Linked DNA regions of Mus musculus: region 1 is linked to region 2. A link is a loop called in an ENCODE intact Hi-C map of the cell type or tissue named here. Cell type or tissue: left cerebral cortex. All regions are shown on one strand. Links, peaks and the distances in the headings refer to the core of each region. The heading gives the core; the rest is flanking DNA.

Region 1 (9,415 bases), core at 2,699-7,698, 1.2 Mb after region 2:
TGAGATGTCAGCATGTGACCAAGACTGGGCCAAGTTCAAGTCCCCCTCTGTACATTGTAGCATACACGTGATATATATATATTATATATATGGGCTGCCCATGTAGCTCAGCAGATAGAAATGCTTACGGCCAAGCTTGGCAACTAGGCTTCAAGCCTCAGAATCCACGTGGTGGAAGGAGAGAACAGATTCCAGCAAGTTGCCCTCTGACATGTACACATACACACACACACACACACACACACACACACACACACTAGCAATAAGCCCTGTTGCCTCACACCTGAGATACTCTTCCAAGAAGGCCAATAACCATCAGTCAGTGCTCTTTGGGTCCACGTGTTCAGTAAGCTGAGAGTCCATCTGATTATTCTCTATCCAACCAGTCTTTCACTATCTAGAGAGTTATCTTAGCAAAGCCAAGTGATTCCTCTTCTGATTGTTTCCCAACTCACGGTCTTGTACAGAGAGCATCTCTGACACTGGCTGGAATTATAGAACCCTAGGCCTTTGAGAGCTCCACTAACTGGGCCATGGGAAGGACCCTGGATGCCAGCAGAGCTGTGTCAGAGGCTGACCAAAGCAGGCCTCTTCTCTTTGGAATGGAGAAACAGGATACTAATGTAATTTATGTCTTCAGTGATATAAAATGGGGTACTGTGAAGCTGAAGCACCCACAGATGCTGATGTGTGGAGAAAATCTGAGTGCATTATGAAAGCAAGCCAGATATGCCCAAAAGTCCTCAGGGCCCATGAAAGACACATGTGCTAGCTAATCACTCAGGAGTTTACTGAAAAATCAGAAAAATCTCTTCCCAGCTCTGTAACACAGTTCGCCTTTTCTTCTCTCCCCTCTAAGGTTACCATCAGAGACTCGAGAAGTCTTCAGGCACCTTCAGAGACAGGAGACAGAGATTCAGAGCCTAAACAGTCACTATCATAGAGCGCTATCTGAAGATCGCTTTGGGTTTTTGAACCAGAGTCTCTCTATGATGCTCAGGCTAACCTTAAACTCATTAACCTCCAGCTTCTGCCCCACTCAAACGCCACCAGCAGGCTCAGCAAGATGAACAAGTCTCTCTTTCACTACCATAAATAAAACCCCAGGGTCTTTTCATTTTTTAACCATTTATTTTATTTAATGTGCATTGATGTTCTGCCTGCATGTATGACTTCATGAGGGTGTCAGATACCATGGAGCTGGAGGTCCAGGCAGATGTGAGCTGCCATGTGGGTGCTAGAAATTGAACTCAAGGTCTCTGGAAGAGCAGCCAATGCTCTTAACCACTAAGCCATCTCTCCAACCCCAAAAGTGGAGCCAGCAAAATGTTTCAGTGGGTAAAAGCACCCGCTGCCAAAGCTGAGGACCTGAGTTTAAACCTCAGATCCTACGTGGTGGGAGGAGAGAGAACCGGCGCTTTCAAGTTATCCTCTGCATGCACACACAGTAATAAAGGGTGATCTGATTTCATATAATGTCAGGGCATAGGAAAGAAAAAAAGACAACGGAGCCCAAGGATGCTGAGGGCTCTGAACAGACTGGTAAGGCTCACAGTTCACCGCGCTCTGCTCACCATCACCTGGTTCTTTCTCTCCGCCCCGGCTGCTCTCTGACTTAAATCAGCATTAAAGGCTGCAGTGCTCCGCTGATTCTTTGCTTTGCGGGTTGGATTTCTGTCCAGGGGTGTAGGTAAACTTTATGTGGGGAACTGAGCGGAACGGCGTCATACTTACAAGACAAAAGTGGCAGTTGCAGGGAAGATGGTGACTTTTAAAAATAATCATCCAGTAAGGGGTAACATTTCTGAGATTAAGTAATTGACCAGCACACACCGAAACTGGATTCATTTCTGACATGACAAATTCAGTTTGTTAATACAGAATGAGGGGCTTTCGGATGCCTGCAAATAAACATTTCTCTGATGCTTGTTCCCGTCAGTCTGCACATGGGAAGTATAGTGGCTGCTGGGCTCCTGTGCAGGAAGCCCCTGGGGGTGCACTGGCAGCCCCGGAAGGCGCAGAGGGCCTGCCCATGAGTAAACAGTGAACAACCCTTGTAAACCAGGCAGGCAAGATAGCTCAGCAGGCAAAGGTGCTTGTCAAACAAACCTGAGTTCCTAAGTTCAATACCCGAAGCCTCATAAGGATGGAAGGAGAGAACCAACTCCAGGAAACTGTCCCCGCTCCTAGATGTACACACAATAGTTTTTAGTTCTGTTAAACCTTTGTAAACCACTCCAGTCTGCCAAGTATCACCCAGCCCCCAACCATTTAACTACACTCCCTTCTGGTTTAACTTCTTCATTTCCGGCCAGTTAATAAGGCCTACTCTCTTCTGAAGAATACACAATCTTTTAAGAACAAAGGTGGAATTTTCCTCTCCAGAGGCTTCATCACCCGACTACAGACTGGCACCTTTATCTTCATTTATTTGGTAACACTTGTTAGTTTCATCTTCCCTAAGGGCTCTCTTCTTATTTTATAATGGTTCCACCCTCATGACAACCCTATGATGAAGACCCTACTCCTGTGTCCATTTTACAGATGAGAACACAGTGAGGCACAGAGAAGTACAGACATCACTGTAAAGTGGTCCATGGGGCACAACTAGGCTGTGTTGAGGATGGAATTTGAACTCGTGGCCTGGTCCAGCCCCTGTGCTTCTGTAAGCTCTGCTGCTCCCATAGGAGGTCATCACTCCACACGTCCATTCTTAGCCTACATGATAGAGTAGATTGTTTTAACTGACGCTATCTGAATTAGTACAAAGCTGTGTTCTATGCCCTCAATGTCTGTAATTTGACTGATTATACACAGATTATACACATACCTAATATGAAAAGTATATGTGAACAACTAACAGTTAATCCTGGTATCTAAAAGTCCATTTTAAAGTGCCTATAAAGTAGCCTCCCATGAAAAGTTCAGAAAACACACAAAGCAAGTATGTGAACGTGGAAGATGCCCGCCCTCCTGGCCTTCTCCAAAGGCATCAGCAAGTATGCGTACAATGATTTTCCCAACTCTTTCTTCCCTTTTCCCCCTAATCAGAATTTATGAAGTCAATTTTATTTAGATTAAAAACAAGAATTCTTCTTGAAACGTGTAACATCCAACCAAGTCCCCTTTCCTCCCACTTTCTCTTAATTTGTAACAGAGACTCTAAGAAAATAAAATCTAAGGTTAAGGAAATTTCCATCAATGTGAAGAAAATATTTTCCAAAATTAAAATAACAAGTTCCTCCCTGGTTCACATAACTGATTTAAGTTGCAGATACACAACTGCCCTGGAGGTCACCTTCCTCTGTCCACACACTTCCAGAAACAGCCAAAGCCACAGCCTCCCAAGCAATGGCTGGTCCTCTCTTCTTTATGAGATGCTGTGCATGACCAATGCTACATAAATACTCCATGATATATCCCCAGCCTCATCCTGGAATTTCCTGAAAGTTTTACAAAGTCCTTTAAATGGTGCACAGTAAGCCATAAAAAAAAAAATCAGATATAAAAGTAAGCTACGTCAATCCTTTCTTTAACATCTACATTTCTTATCAAATTTTATAAAAAGTAGAGGTACTAACATTTAATTTCTGGAGGAAGATTTGCTGTTTCTATTGCTTTACTAAAAAGCTTTTAGAATTTGCTATATTGTTCTCCGTCAGATAATACTTCTCACTCAGACAGGTGCCTTCTTGTAATCAATAGACAAAGATGGCTCAGTGTGGATACTGTTCAGCAGTAGGGCTGTCGCCTAGGATGTGTGAGGCCCTGAGTGTGGTCCACAGCACTAACAAAAATTAAGATAGTGTATGTTGGGCACTGAAGTGAGCATAAACTGCTTGTAGAGGGTTCAGTTCTAGCATCCAACATATAATGCCAGCTCTGGGGGAATCTCATGCCCCTGGCTTCCAAGCGCACCTGAACTAACTTGCGTGTGTGCATGGGAGTATGCAAACACACACACATGTGCACAGGCATGAAGAAGACTATCTTTTTTATAAATTTGTTTCTATAAATGTTTGAGTGTCCATGTACCATGTGTGTCCTTGGTGCTGGCAGAAGTCAAAGCACGGTGTTGCCTCCGTCCCCTAGAAGAGGAGTCACAGATGCCCGAGAGCTGCCATGTGGGTGCTGGGATCCTTGCAAGGACAGCGAGTCCTTGTAATCACTGATCCATCTCTTCCCAACCCTTAGGTCTTTTATTTATATTTTTACTTTTATGTGTGCATGTATTGGTTCACATATGCGCCACAGCCCCATGGCACATGTGTGGAGATCAAAGCACTTGTGAGAGTCTGTTCTCTCCTTCCAGCACGTGGGATCCAGGATTGATGGCAAGCACCTTTACCTGCTGAGCCATCTTGACTGCCCTAGAGGTGTATTGTTAAGCCTGGCATAATGGTGCTTGCCTGTAATCCCATCAATAAGAAAGATAAGGCAGCACTAACAAAAATTTACACTCAAGTTTATGGCCAGCCTGGGCTACATATGGAGACCCAGTAGTTGGAAAGGAGAGGAAAAAAGAGTGGGCCTGTATTATTTGAAATTACACCAGACTGAATTACAGCATCTAGCAATGTCTGATATGCTGTTAAAGGTGGAGACAGTTTGACTGACCTACTCTATGCCCAAGCTAAACAAAATGGATCCTTCTAGACTTAATCTCTGCTTCTGTCCCCTTACCTGTGAGATGAGCGAGCTGAAGGTGTACTCGTGTCTGCAGCTCTGAACGCAGAAGAACGCCTGACTGTCTACACTATCAGAGCCCTGCTAATTTAGCTTCAATTCCCAGCACCAAATTGAAAAGGGACAACTAAAGAAGCTGAAAAGCTCCCCCAGGGAGAACAGGCTCAGATGGGCCCATCAAACCTCCTTACTAAAGCCATGTTTCCCATGCTGACAATCATTCCGATGATGGGGAAAGAAATTGCTCTGAATTTTCTGAAAAATCACAGTACAATGTGGTAGAAGACTGTAGAACTTCCAAGGTGGGGATTTCTTCAGGCAACACTGGGGGGTTTCAGACACAATTGGAAACACTATCTCCTCTTGTGGGGTTACAGAGAGAGAGAGAGAGAGAGAGAGAGAGAGAGAGAGAGAGAGAGAGAAGCTGCAGCTATATAGAAATAATTAACATTTGGGTTTAAAAACTGTTGACTTTTTCCATCTTTCTGCAACTTATATTTATAAGCTTGCTTTTCCTTATTTGGTATTGATCATATTTTAAAAATTATAATATTCTATTGTAGTGTGCCAGTTGCCAGCCTTTGCTTCAGGGAAGGTGTAGAATGTGTTTTAAAGATGCAGGGACCTGTGTCTGGTTTCCTTAACCCAGTGAAGCTTGCTAACAAGGTTTATGAGTGGTTAGAATCTTTGGTGGTACGGTATTTGAAACACTTTCATTCTATGTTCAGCTCCTTAAGGAATAACACCTTCCTCGGCTATGCTGAGCCCGAAACACTAACTAATTGCTCATTTTAGAAAACTTAAAGTAAACCTATTTTTAAAAAAAATAAAAAAATAAAAATAAAATTCAAGTAAACTTCTGAACCCCAAAGGATTTGTTAGACCAGCTGACGCGTCTATGAGGATTGACTGAGAAAACACTGCCATCTGGTGGTCAAACTTAAGAACTTGCTCTTTAGCAGCTAGTTCCCAGCAGAAAGACTGTTTTGTTTTTCAATTTTTTTTTCTTTTATTGGATATTTTCTTTATTTACATTTCAAATGTTATCCCCTTTCCAGGTCTCTCCCCCATCCCATCCCTCCTCCCCTGCCTCTATGAGGGTGCTCCCCCACCTACCCACTCACTCCCGCTTTCCAGTCCTGGCATTCCCCTACACTGGGGCATCAAACTCCCACAGGACCAAGGGCTGCTCTTCCCACTGATGTCCAAAAATAGAGGCCTTCCCCCACTGATGAGTATCATGTACTACAGGTGAGATCATATTTAAGGAGCTAGCCATGGTGACACATGCCTACAATCCTGGCAGCAGCAGGGCTGAAGCAGGAGAATCATGAGTTGAAGGCTAACCTGGACTACATAACAAAACTCAAAAGCCAAAGAAACGCTGGGAATAGTAATATGGGCCTCTAATCCCAGGACTTGGGAAATGGAAACAGAAGAAACAGAAGTTCCCAGTTATACACAGTGTGTCCCAGGCCAGGCTGATCCGGGGTCTTTTGGAAGAGCAGACAATGCTCTTAGCTACTAAAATAGTTCTCCAGCCCTCAAGTGGCTGGAGGAAGTTGGGGAAGCCCTCAATTGTAATTCACTGAAGTAAAATGGCATCATGTGGCAAGCACTGGAGACAGCACCACTCCAGATTGTATGTCCCTAACGGACTCCACAGATCCCACCACCATCCTACAAAGGTGTGTTCTGACTACTCAACAGGTCAGTATCACAAAGCATACAAAAACAGAGCTTGGCTGTTCCAGAGCACACCATCACTAGATATGAAGCTGGCATACACATAGCTAAAAGACCATAGGAAGTGGGGTCCTACCTCTGTACTAGGTGGGGTCTATAGGACTGAGCCAGACGGGAGTCTTATAACATGAGCAAGATCTTAAAAGGTTAGGAGGCAGAAGAAGGTAGACGCATTTTCAAAAAGGGGAAAAAAGCAAGACAAAGGAACCATGAGTGGAGACCAAAAAGTTTGCTTTGAACTCTGAGATGCCCCATCAAAATCACAGGAAAAAAAAAAAAACTAAAATAGACTAAGCAGGCAGGAGGGAAGACTGACCAACATGAGAGTCAGACCCAAGGCACGTGACAGAACCGTAAAGTAGACACAGGAGGGGGAGGCAAGGAAGGCATGCCAGAAAGACTTTATATCCAGTGGAAGGAGCAACTTTGCAGGGTGGGGGAAAAAGAGAATCTGAGGACATCAGATAGGAATGGAGGTGTCATCTGACTCTACGTTCCTCACCCCTGATGAGTCCCCGTCTTCCTAGACTACATACTGTGCAAAGATGGGACTCAAAGACTTCAACCCCACTCTTCTGAGAGCAGAGATGGAGCCAGGAGTGATGCAAAAGGCCCCACAAGGAAGCAAAGTCTTAGAAAAAAAAAACAAACTGAATGTTCGGTAGTATGAAAAATTAGCCCTGGACACTGGCTGGTCCCACCTGACAAACCTCGAAAACAAGAGCCACACTTGTAGGTAGCAGAGCTCAGAATTCTGGGAAATGGCAGTATCTATCTGGAGTCTGCTGATGGGACTGTCCTTAGAGATTGCTCATGAACAGCTGGAGCAATGACACCTATTTTAAAGTTCCCAGTCCACTCTAATGAGCACTGATTCCTGAGAATTCAAAGTCTTCTGTTTTCAGAGTGTCCTCTTAACCTATTCTCCCAAATACAATAATTTTGTTATTTCATGTAACATATGTAGCTGTAAAATCCTTTGCAGATCTTAGGGTATTAACAGAATAGATAGAATCCATGTGCATAGACATACACCCTATCCCTTCACTTGTAATAGTCCTGTGAGGAGAGTATTCCTAGGGAAATTTGAATGGGGAGACGTTCGGTTCCTAGCCCAGATCCCACATTTAGTGACAACCCCAGAGGGCTAGTCCCCGAGGCCACTCCTTTCACTTGGTCTTAGCCAGAAGCCTGGGAAGCAAGTTTATGTACTGCCCCTTCTGCTATCCCCTGGCTGGCACAGCCCTGCAGTTCCCTAGCTGTCCTGGCAAAGCAGCCAGAAGGACCATCTCAGAGACCGCAGCCCAACGTTCCTCTCCAAAACCCTGCCTTCACTGTGCTTTGCACCATCATGGCCCTGAAGACAAGGGGCAGAAAGGCATCCTGCCCAAAAACTACAGCGAACTCGCCCCTGGATTAGCTATTTATTTCAACACTGCAACAGTTGGTGCCCGTGCACTATGGCTCCCAAAGTACCAATTTCTGTAAGTGAGAAACTCACCCACACAAAAGAACTATTGTTCTAACAATTGCAACAGAAGAAACAAGACCGGCCCCAGCCTGTCCAGGGTTTCCATCATGTCTTAACAGCATGTAGACAAGGCTGGGCCCAGCCCACTCTCAAAGTGCCTGAATCTCTACCCTGCAGAAAACACACACGCGCACACACACACACACACACACACACACACACACACACTACCTGATCAGCGCTGATTCGACATGTGTGCATCAAATATTAGTCAACAATGTTGCAGTTTAAAACCCGAATCCAGTGCGATGCTGCCTAGCGAAGCAGCGGGATGAAGAAGACACATCCTGTCTTCGTTCCAGGAAAGGGGCTTGGCACCCTAGGGAGTGTGAAAATCAGGCTCCCCTCCCCAGATTGCCCTTGGGAGGACTACCTTACCCGCAGGAGCACAGGTTGCAGATGCAAGTCCTCTTCCCCATCCTTCACCTCGGACTTTCCACTAAGGCAATCGCCTAGAGGATCCCAGCTGCCTGGGACAACGATCACACTTCTTCGGTGCCTTGACCGATGCTGTTTTGCTCAGAAGGAAACTTAGGTGGCCCTTTTGCAAAATTCTGTAGTCTATTCCTTTCCTGAGGCTGGCCTTGGGCAAACAGGCAGCACTTAGCACAGACAGCAAGCCAGGCCGGCTCACGTCTGTAAGCTGCTGCCACTGCGGCCAGTGGGAAGCACCCACCTGCCAGCACAGCCTGGCCCCTGCAAGCCACAGGGCCCAGGACTGAGTCCTCTATGACCTTCAAAGTCACAGAGGAGGGCATCTTGAGGTGGCAATGACATCATAAGGGCCTCCTGTGAGGTCAGACTTCACCTAGTATCTCACCTGGCAGACCCAAGACAGGGACTCTCCCACTGGAACTTGGAAGGAAGATGGAAGATACCTTGGAGGGCTTTAGGAAGCCTCCGAGTCCCAGAGTTAACCAACAGCACGGTCACATAATGCAAAGACAATGAAAAGTATCTTGTCGGGTGGCACTTTCCATCCCTAGGACACATTGTCCGTCTGGAGGAAATGCATGCCCGGACCTCCAGAATATTGACCCTGAATTCCATCTCCAGATCTTCCTGGAAAATCTATACCTGGCTGCCTGCATCTTGGAATTGCTTTCAACCACAGGCCTCTGCTTTTGAGAACAAAGCAGCATGAGAGGGTCCAGCCCTCTATTGCTCAGGTAATGACGCCTAGAAGCAGGGACGTCTCAAATGTTAGCAGCATCAGAACCTCAAGGCTTGACAAAAATCAGATTGCCAGACCCCACCCTGAGTTTGTTGTTTCTGAAATATGGGTTCCAGAAAACACGTGTCTCTTACAAGTTTTTAATGATGCTACTGATGCTGGCCCAGAGCCCACACTTCAAGGAGCGCAGCTATGGAGCTTCTATTGTGGCCTCTGACCTCTCTTCCCTAATATCTAAGCCGGTCCTGAAAACCACTGCAGACCTCTGCCCTGGAATC
Region 2 (9,415 bases), core at 2,541-7,540:
TTTGGTGAATTGGTGTGTAATATGCACAGATGAGTATGCTGTAAGATCCACAGCATAAGAATAATGTAATACATGCTGCATAATTTAATAAAGAGTGGACTTTGCCCTCAAGGTATCTATTTAAAATGAGCAAACATATTAATATAACATGCACATAAATATGAACATAGAAAAGTGTCTGTGGACCTCATACTAATGAGATGTCTTAAAAAGGGAAACAGTATAATTTATTTATTTTTATTTAGAGAGGTTACCAAATGAAAAATGAACTGTATGTCTTGTTTGTGGGCAAGGAGAAGTGCAGTTATCAATAATTTATGTGGCAAGTGTGACCTTCAGGTCCACTGCCCTTGGGGCCCCAGTGGGCAACAGTGGACGCTCTGATCTGTGGACAGAGATTCAGATGCCCCCTTCTTCATTCCATGACAGCATTTTACAGAGCTTTCTACTGCAGTGAACCAATCACTGAAGATCCAGGAAAAACGGGATAAGCTGCAGATTTTTACAACCCATGCCCAATGTCAGATGGGTTCCCACTTCTTTAAGCAAGACAGTTTTACAGTTGGAAATGCGCCAGGAGAAAACTTGGGTCTCATTTGTATGTGGGCATTTGAGAATGATCGTGGCAATGGGGAAACTGAAGTAGGGGTACACACCAATATTCCTCTGGGGAAAATATAGGTTTTGTCAATTGAGAACATCCAGCCATGTCAGAGCTGGGGAAGAGCGGCCCCAAGGGCCTCCCTCCCTTTGGGTCTAGGATAACAAAGATGGAATTTAGATTTTAGTAAGTAATAATTCAGGACTATCAAAGGGGAGGTGTTAGCTATGTGTAAGTTTGAGAGTGGCCCAGCCATTGCGCTATTTGAGGCATATTAAAATAGAAGGCTGTGTATATGTGATTTTCATTCGAGAATCCGGAGGAACCATAGCCGCCACTGGGGTGATCAGAGCGGATCAACCTTCTACCGCAACCTGCTGTGACCTTTTACGTTCTCTCTGTCTCTGATTCTCAGGTGTCCAAATGGATCAGCCCTGCTGCCGAGCTCTGTATGACTTTGAACCTGAAAATGAAGGGGAATTGGGTTTTAAAGAGGGCGATATCATCACACTCACTAATCAGATTGACGAGAACTGGTATGAGGGGATGCTTCATGGCCAGTCTGGCTTTTTCCCCATCAACTATGTAGAAATTCTGGTTGCTCTGCCCCATTAGGATCCTGTGCTGGCTGGCTCACCTCCTTCTGACCCAGATAGTTAAGTTTAACCACTGCTTTGGTAATGCTGCTTCCAATACATCACGAATGCAGGCCGCAGTGGATGAGTCACCAAGCCCACACGTGCCCTGGGTTGACCCGTGTGCTCCTCCAGGAGACGCGGTGATAGATGGTATCTTCCAAGGCCAGTGGGCCTGGTACATGCTTTAAAACACCATCTGAGACTAGCCAGGAGTCCCAGAACTGGCTTCACAGTTCTCAGGAGGCTGTGGTTCCTGGTAACATGCCTGTGAACCACATGGCAGAAAAACTCTCCTCACTGAAGATATTGTCTCTCACCCAGGGGCCATCTCAAGGTCTCCAGTTCTCCATTTACAGAGGAGAAAGTCCTTTTTGTTGCACTTTCCCTTCCTAAATATGTGAGTCACAGAATTGTTGGCAAAAACATCCCCTCACCAGCAAGATGTCTGCTGGTTTAAGCAACTTGGTCTCTTGATGCCATTAGCAAAAGTATTAATTGTCCAAAGCACCTTTGTTCACTAATATCTATCTATCTATCTATCTATCTATCTATCTATCTATCTATCTATCTATCTATCTATCATCTATCTACCTACCTATCTACCTATCATCTATCTATCTATCATCTATTATCTATCTATCTATCTATCTATCTATCTATCTATCTATCTATCCATCTATCTATCCATCATCTATCTACCTACCTATCTACTATCCATCTATCTATCTATCCATCATCTATCTACCTACCTATCTACTATCCATCCATTTATCTATCTATCTATCTATCTATCTATCTATCTATCTCCCTCATACTTCTGAGACATGGCCAGTTTTCTTCCCTCCCTGCTGTTAAGCACTTGGCAGATGAGGGGGGGGGTCCCATTTATTTCTGAGTGAGATGGTGAGCAATCTGTATGTTGGCTGAAAAGAAAAAAAAATCTCCAGTCTGAATTGGGAAGAAATCTGGTCTCTAAGCTCAGATTCCTTGCTGTACAGAAGCTGTGTATATACGTAGCCCGTTTCTGAAGGGTACAGGAAGGGGGCACGGCTGTCTTCCCTTCTCTGTTTACTTACCCAGGAATCAGTCCATTCCCTGAGTCCCTTTACCACAAAGACGTAGGAGAGAAACACTAGTAAGCATTTCCCACTCCATAGAACAAGACAGTGAGCATCGCTCCTTCCCACGTTTACTTGTTTGTGTTCCTTGAACATCATTTGTGCATATTCTGCCCTCAATGAGGACCAAATAAAGATGATTTTTGTGCTTAGCAGTTTAAGGTATGTGGCTGCATATGCAAACCCCTTTTCCACTCCAGTCATTACTTTGAACGCCTCCCTTCCTCATTTTGTGTGTACAGTGCTGTGTACGCTGATCAGTGTTGGGTTTTCGTTTTGTTCTCCTTTCAGTTATGGAAGTCCCGATAGGCACCCAGAGTTCTATTTATCTAGCTGTACAGGCTCCTTCAGAGGTTTAGCGTGCTGCTTCCGATATGCCACTTGCGGTAGTGGATCGTGTGGAGTGAAAGGCAAATCTTCCTGCTTAATGTATAAACTCACCACGGGAAGCACTGCTGTTTCCAATAAACATTGCTGAAGACGAAACAGAGGCTTCTGCTTCTTCCTTTTTGCCAGTTCTCTGGGCTGACAGTGGGTGGGCTGAGATTCTCTGGATCTCCATTGCCTTTGGATGGAGCCAATCCAGACCTGGTCCCAACCTCATCTCCAGCTTGGGGCATGTGGGGCAAGTTCCAGAAACAAGTGGTGAGTTAGTTTAGTAGGCACTTGCATCACTAATTCCAGGATGAAGAAGAACTTGGGGGGAGAGAGTAAGTCCAGGCAGCTGGCTCCTTGAAGTCATGTGATTTAAGAAACAGTGCTGTTGGCAGGAGAACACAGTGCCAAATAGAGAAAATGAAATAAGTTGGCCGGGCTTATGGCTATTTTGTTTTTAATTTTTCTTTATTTTTAATTTCATCCATCTATAGAGTGAAATATCATCTCTACCTCCTAGTTCCTCCATTAATTCCTCCAATGCCCCCCCCATACACCTTTCAACGAATTTCAAGTCTTTAAGTCCAGTTAGTGCTGTCTGCATGTCCTTGTGTCCCTGGGTGTGGCACCATGCACTAGAGCATGGGAAACCCACCAGGGGTCACACCTTCAGAGAAGGAAGGATTCTACTGTCTCCAGAAACTCTCCACTGCTAATAGTTCCTCAGTAAGAAGTGGGGTGTGGAGGCAGCAGGGATATAAAGAGTAAATACCCTCCTAATTTTACAAGAGAAAAGTGGGGACTATAGCATGTGTCCAACTACTGCCCCCCAAAAGATGTAAGTTCTTTTTGCAATAACCTTTAAAAATCATTTCATGGTGAGGCTAATCATATAAAATACAATTTACCACACATAGAAGAAGAGAAAGAAAATAATTCAAACAACAGACCAAAAACAAACAGACAGAAAACAAACAAAAACAGACCAAAAACAAACAAACAGACCAAAAAACAAACAAACAAAAACCTAGGCCAACAGGGAAGGGGTGCATGGCCTACACAGAGCAGGAGGTCAGGAGTTGTGTGCACTCCCAACAACGTTTTAGCCAAACAATCCCTTTAGCTTTAAGAGGTGCATTCATAGGGATGGTACTTAATATTTTCGAAATCCAAAAGGAAACTAACAGCAAGACTCTGCACCAGAGGGTACTCTCAATGTGAGCCAGTGTCAAACGAGCTTCTCCATATGATGAGAAAACAAAACACATTATTTTGTTATCTTCCAATCACATTTCTCCTTGTGATTACACACCAACTAAAGCTTTCAGAAGGCTAGGGGAAATGCAGGCATGTTTTAAAGACCTGAGAGTCCCACTTTCGTCCCTCTCTGGCAGGTGCTTCAGGGTATCCAGGGGAGTCCAAGTCAGTCTGTCAGTCACTGTTCTGCCTAGTTTTATGTCAAGGACTCAGGCTAGAGTCATTTGGGAAAAAGAAACATCAAATAAGAAAATGCCTCCAAAAGATTGGCCTGTAAGCCTGCTTGTGAACATTTTCTTAATTAGTGATAGATTTGGTAGGGCCCAGCCTGTAGTAGGTGGTATCTCCCCTAACAGGTGGTCTTGGGATATACAAGACAGCAGGCTGAGCAAGCCAGTAAATGGCACTTTTACTGTATCAGTTCCTGCCCTAATTTCCTTGGTGATGATGAACAGTGGGCTATAAGACTAAATGAACCCTTTCTTCCCCAAGTAGACTTTTGGTTCTGGTGTTGATCCCGGCAACAGAAAACCTTACTAAGACAAACATTGTGGCAGTTTCCCAAGAGACTCCCCACTTGAGGTAAGTTTGGGAAGCAGTACACTATGTCCGAGTATCTTAAGTCAGCAGACTGCTATTCACAGGCATTTTCTTAACCATTTTGCTCTGACTTCTCAAAACAGTTATGTCTATAGATTGATTCAGTATGATTTTACAAATGTATTTCCACCCTCACCTGCAATGATACCACAGACTTGTACTAAGACTCCATCTGCCTGGATTCCCCCATCTTGCAGTCATTAGTTGATGTTCTCCTGGTCACTCCATGTCTTGTGATGGAACCAGAGAAAGAATGTCTACTGCAGGGCCATGCTTCCACTACAGGGTTCCCTGTCAGAACTCTTCCTTGTTTGGACTGATGCAGCCCACAGTTCAAATTAAGAGTCCCAAGGATATAAGCTGCCAGGGTAAAAGCAGAGATCATAAGCTCTTCTCAATCTTCTTGTATTCTCACAACAGACTTCTGACTCTGTCACCTGCTGGCAGGCCAGGATCTGCAGGTTTTACAGGTATCCCATCCCACTCCATCCAGACTCAATGCCTGTGGTCTACAAAGCCACACTCTAAGTGAACCTGGTTTATCCTAGGAAATTGTTTGGTGATTCAAGGAAAGCTAGCATGAGTTGTCAAACAAGGGGGAAAGAAGGAACCAGTTTCCTTTCACCTTGTCATACAACTGTTTCCAATGGAATAACAGAGAGAAGCATTGTGGAGTTATAGGTCAGTCCTAGACATCAGAAGTCACAGCCTTGTCTCTTATAGGGACATCAGAGATCTGAACTTATGTGGGAACCAGCAAGGGCAGGAGGAGGGTAGCCCATGAATTTGATGAAAGCTGAGGCAGACTGACTCTATACTCAGGCACCAAATTTGCAGTGCTACCTTCTTGCATCATTCGGCCTTTACATTCCTCCCACACTCTTGTTTTTTTCCTGAGTAGTTTTATGGGGCCTAGATTGCCCTCTGGTGGCCAAAATACACACATTAATTAACCCATTTTTTAAAATCTTGATAAATCTAATAATTTTGTGGGATATTTTGGCAGTAGCAGAGCTTAAGATCTCCCTTCTCCTTATGTGCTACCCAAGATGTTACTCCTTTAATTGGTTGTTCTCAGTAGGTCTTAGTGTCAGACTGATATCCAGTGAAATGTAATCTGCAGAAAGAAAACCCAAGTCTTTTTGCTCTTCTAATGAAGAGCCAGCATTGTGGACTCGTCGGAGTAATCATTCAGCATTCGCAGTCACTGTGAATGAACTGCCTTGTGCTCTGTGTCCTTTGCTACCTGGACCGCAGATGAAAAGCAGTTAACCTGGAGCTGTCACCCTCAAGAAATTTCATCTTCTGGGACAATCGTAAAAGTTACATTCAGCATCTATCTTGGTTGCTTTTCTACTTCTATGACAAAGTACCATGACCAAGGCAACTTAGAGAAGAGTTTATCGGGACTTACAGTTACGGAGGCCGAGTCCATGACCATCACAGTGGGGAACATGGTGACAGGCAGGCATGGTGCTGGTGCAGTAACCGAGAGCTTACACCCTTAGCAGCAAGTAGGAGGCAGAGAGAGTGAGAGTTAACAGGAAAATGGCACGAGCTTTTGAAACCCCAAAGCTCATCCCAGTGATACAGATCCTCCAAGGTCTTACTTCCTATTCTTTTTCAAACAGTTCCACCAACTGAGTATTCAAACATGGGGGCCATTCTCCTTCAAACCAGCACAGCATAAGCAGTATTCTTAGAAGGGATCATTTGAAAGGTATTTTATGGAGGTATAATTATATACAATGAGTTTATACGTGTGTGCAGTCAGCCCTTCCTGCTCTCTCTGTCTTCAGGATACCTGAGACTGCTGAGTATTGCTGTAAAGTACAAAATTTGAGGCAATTTCGTTAAATGGATAAATAATACTGGCACAAACAGTCATCCATCTGGAGAAATACCCTACTATGTTCTCCTCCATGAATCATGCTTTCCTGAGGAACTCTGTGCAGTATAGCACCAACATCTTCCCCTGTCTACTGCAGACTATGCCTGTAGTAGGTAGGGCAGCCTCCAGGTTCTTGAATATAAGTCACAAGAGAGCTCTCCCCATGCTCACAAGCATTTTCCAGTTCACACTAGAGTTCTCATATTCAGCCTCAGTTCAATGCTTTTGAGACCCGCTGCCACTTACCTTCCCCCAGTTTCGGCTAGTCTGACCAAACTCTTCCTTCAGTGTGAAGATGCTCTCCCAGAGAACTTGCTGTATCTCTCTGCTCCAGCTGTGCTAATGCATGATACTTTATCACCATGCATGGGGCAATGAGCTATGCACAAACAGCTTGGTCTCCAGTCCAGTTAAGAGGTGGAATCCCGGTGGACTCAATGGGTGGTGGTAGTTTTCACCTACATGGGACCTCATGTCTCCTGGACCCCTGTCTCCTGTCGAAGTTACTGCCCCCCACAGCCCCCACAGGAGAAGTGTGTGGCTAGCAGTCACATATACAATGTCCCAAGCTTCTGGCCTTCTGGCTAGACTCCTCCCAGTCACCTAGCAACAGCAAGATAACAAGACCACTATAAGAGGGGCTGCTTGGCCCCACCTCACTCCCTCCCTCTTACTCTTAAGCTTTTACTTTCCTTACTGTCTAAGCTCTCTCTCTCTCTAAGCTTTTACCTCTCTCTCTCTCTCTCTCTCTCTCTCTCTCTCTAAGCCTTCACTTTTGTCACTCTCTAACTCTCTTCCTCTATTTCCCTTCCCCCCTTTTCTCATCTTGGCCATGGCCAGTCTCTCTCTCTCTTTCTTTCTCTCTCTTTCTACCCTTTCTCTTTCCCTTTGCCTTTCTACAATAAAGCTCTAAAATCATAGACTGTCTCTGTTCATCAAGGCCCAACGTGGTTGGACGATGGGCTAGGCTTTCTTCTAACGAGCTGCTTCTAACCTCCCACCAGAAGGCCTTCCTGTGCTCCAGCCACAGACGGGACTAACGACTCTCGCCTGTGTGGGAATCTCTCTCCCTCTGTTCTCTTTATCTCAGAAGCCTGGTGCTGCCTCGGGGCCCCTATTCTGTTCTTAGCTCCTCTGCTGTATCCGGCATGGGATGCCAGAGACTGAGAACCTGGTACAGGGGCTTCCCCTTGTCCACCCCCTGCCATGTGGGGTCAGTGGCTTCACAGAGCCAGATGCCCACCTGGAGCTGTGTGGAAAGCTTTCGGCAGTCCTCCCATGTCCACCTGCCCAGAGTACCGGAACTCTGACCTGACGTGGGCACTCTCTCTCATGCCCCTCTTCCCCTACACCCACAGCCCAACAACCATGGAGGCAGAGAGAGGTATCACCTGCCGACCAGTGTCTCAATCCAGGGGTGGCTGGCTTTTCCCAGGGAAGGATTTTCCCCTCTTGTCTCTAATGGGCTGATTCAGTAGAATCCAATACTGCAGATAGCCTAAGGGGAGTTTGAAGTGATATCCATACATACTCCCCACCACACCGCACAGCTTCCATTCAATTCATTTCTGCCCTCCTTGCCCCAGCCTTAGTAATTCTTGTTATGTGGACACCTAGTCAGCTCCATCACAATTTCCCGTGCTTCTGTATATAAGAACTCTGTTTATCTTACAGGTTTATCTCCATTGCTGGTTCTGAGGGTCTTAAAGGCTTCCCTGGAGGCTCCCTATTTTCACAGCGTATGTTGCTTTGACATATAGTCATGATTTTGTTTTCAGGAGGTTCAAGCCCATTACTAGACAAAGTCAGTGCCACACTCTTTATAACTGTCATTGCTGAGTCCCATGTCTATTTACCTTCTACCTGCATCTAACCCAAGCCCCATGGGGAAAAATTACTAATTATGATTCTTTGTTTCTCAGTGACCCCCCCTGGATTGCTAGCCTTAAGTTCGCCTAACTTTGGGAGCTATGTGTAATCTGTATCCAACTTCAATTCAGAGCACATGATTCTCTGGACCATTTCTAGTTTTTGTAGTATGATATGCCAAAAGACGGCACCTAATGAAAGGGCTACCATATAGGCAGATTGTTCTGAGATAGTGAACCCAGAAAGCAGGTCACCGGTACAGTCGTTTACCAGTACATCATTTGTAACAGTACATCATTCGGGGCAGTTGATTCAAGGCACATAATTGAAGTGTTCAACCTTGATAGCTGCTGCTTGATCCTGTTGGAGTCTCCTGGGACCTCTTCACATGTGAAGGAAAGGAAAGGACTCCTGTATCTCCACTTCTGAGTTTCTCATGGCTGAGTGGAGGTGAGAACCGCAGTCTTAGCCCAAGGCAAGACATTGTTTACCTGTGTCCATACAACCCAGTGCAAGATCCAAGGGGAGTTTGAAGTGATATCCATACATACTCCCCACCACACCACACAGCTTCCACTCAATCCATTTCTGCCCTCCTTGCCCCAGCCTTAGCAATTCTTGTTATGTTTAGGGATGTTCATCTGGTGCAACAGAGGAAAGCCACTACCTACAGGAAGTGTGTTCTCACAGTATCTTCTGAGCCCTCTCTCCTACATTCTCCATGCACAGTTTCTTCCTGTGCACCTCTGCTTCTACTTTGTGTTCTTTGGAAAGACCATAGATGTTTCTTGAGGGGTAGCCTGTGGGTTATACTCTTCTTCCAGCTTTATCAAAATTACTTTACCTGCCCATTTGTTTTGTTTCCATTCATTTCATTTTGTATAGTGTCATGGGGAAGGGGGGAATTACTGTCTTCCATGGCCATTACTGATAAAAACCTTATTCTGATTAAAACCTTACTTCTATTTTAAACCATTTTATTAATTCTTAGAGAGAATTTTGTACATTGTAGGCTGATTCCTACTCTTGTTTTAAAAGTCACAACAAGATAGAATTATCTGGTCCA

The links. A loop is a pair of places that touch in the nucleus more often than their neighbours do. Peaks named below come from ENCODE experiments on the same cell type or tissue, not always from the same donor. Only the 100,000 strongest peaks of a DNase experiment are listed, where the experiment ranks them.
Region 1: a loop joins it to region 2, with 3 times the contacts of the local background. A loop is called at or near these places in 8 of 42 quality-filtered maps.

What each region holds. Positions count from the first base shown.
Region 1 is chr4:86,549,634-86,559,048 of GRCm38, forward strand. It overlaps Saxo1 (stabilizer of axonemal microtubules 1), which reads right to left and starts at 8,670. Exons shown (of 4, transcript NM_001081096.1): 1 at 8,342-8,670. The coding sequence starts at 8,382. Saxo1os (stabilizer of axonemal microtubules 1, opposite strand) reads left to right here and starts at 8,811. Exons shown (of 2, transcript NR_131920.1): 1 at 8,811-9,132. In left cerebral cortex, for the core only: a CTCF peak has its summit at 5,616 (motif pointing left); a DNase peak (open chromatin) is centred at 5,608.
Region 2 is chr4:85,386,538-85,395,952 of GRCm38, forward strand. Sh3gl2 (SH3-domain GRB2-like 2) reads left to right here. Exons shown (of 9, transcript NM_019535.2): 9 at 1,017-2,843. The coding sequence ends at 1,216. Among named protein-coding and RNA genes, the nearest start is that of Sh3gl2, 190 kb to the left of the region's middle. In left cerebral cortex, for the core only: a CTCF peak has its summit at 5,519 (motif pointing left); DNase peaks (open chromatin) are centred at 2,846 and 5,435; H3K27ac peaks cover 665 bases.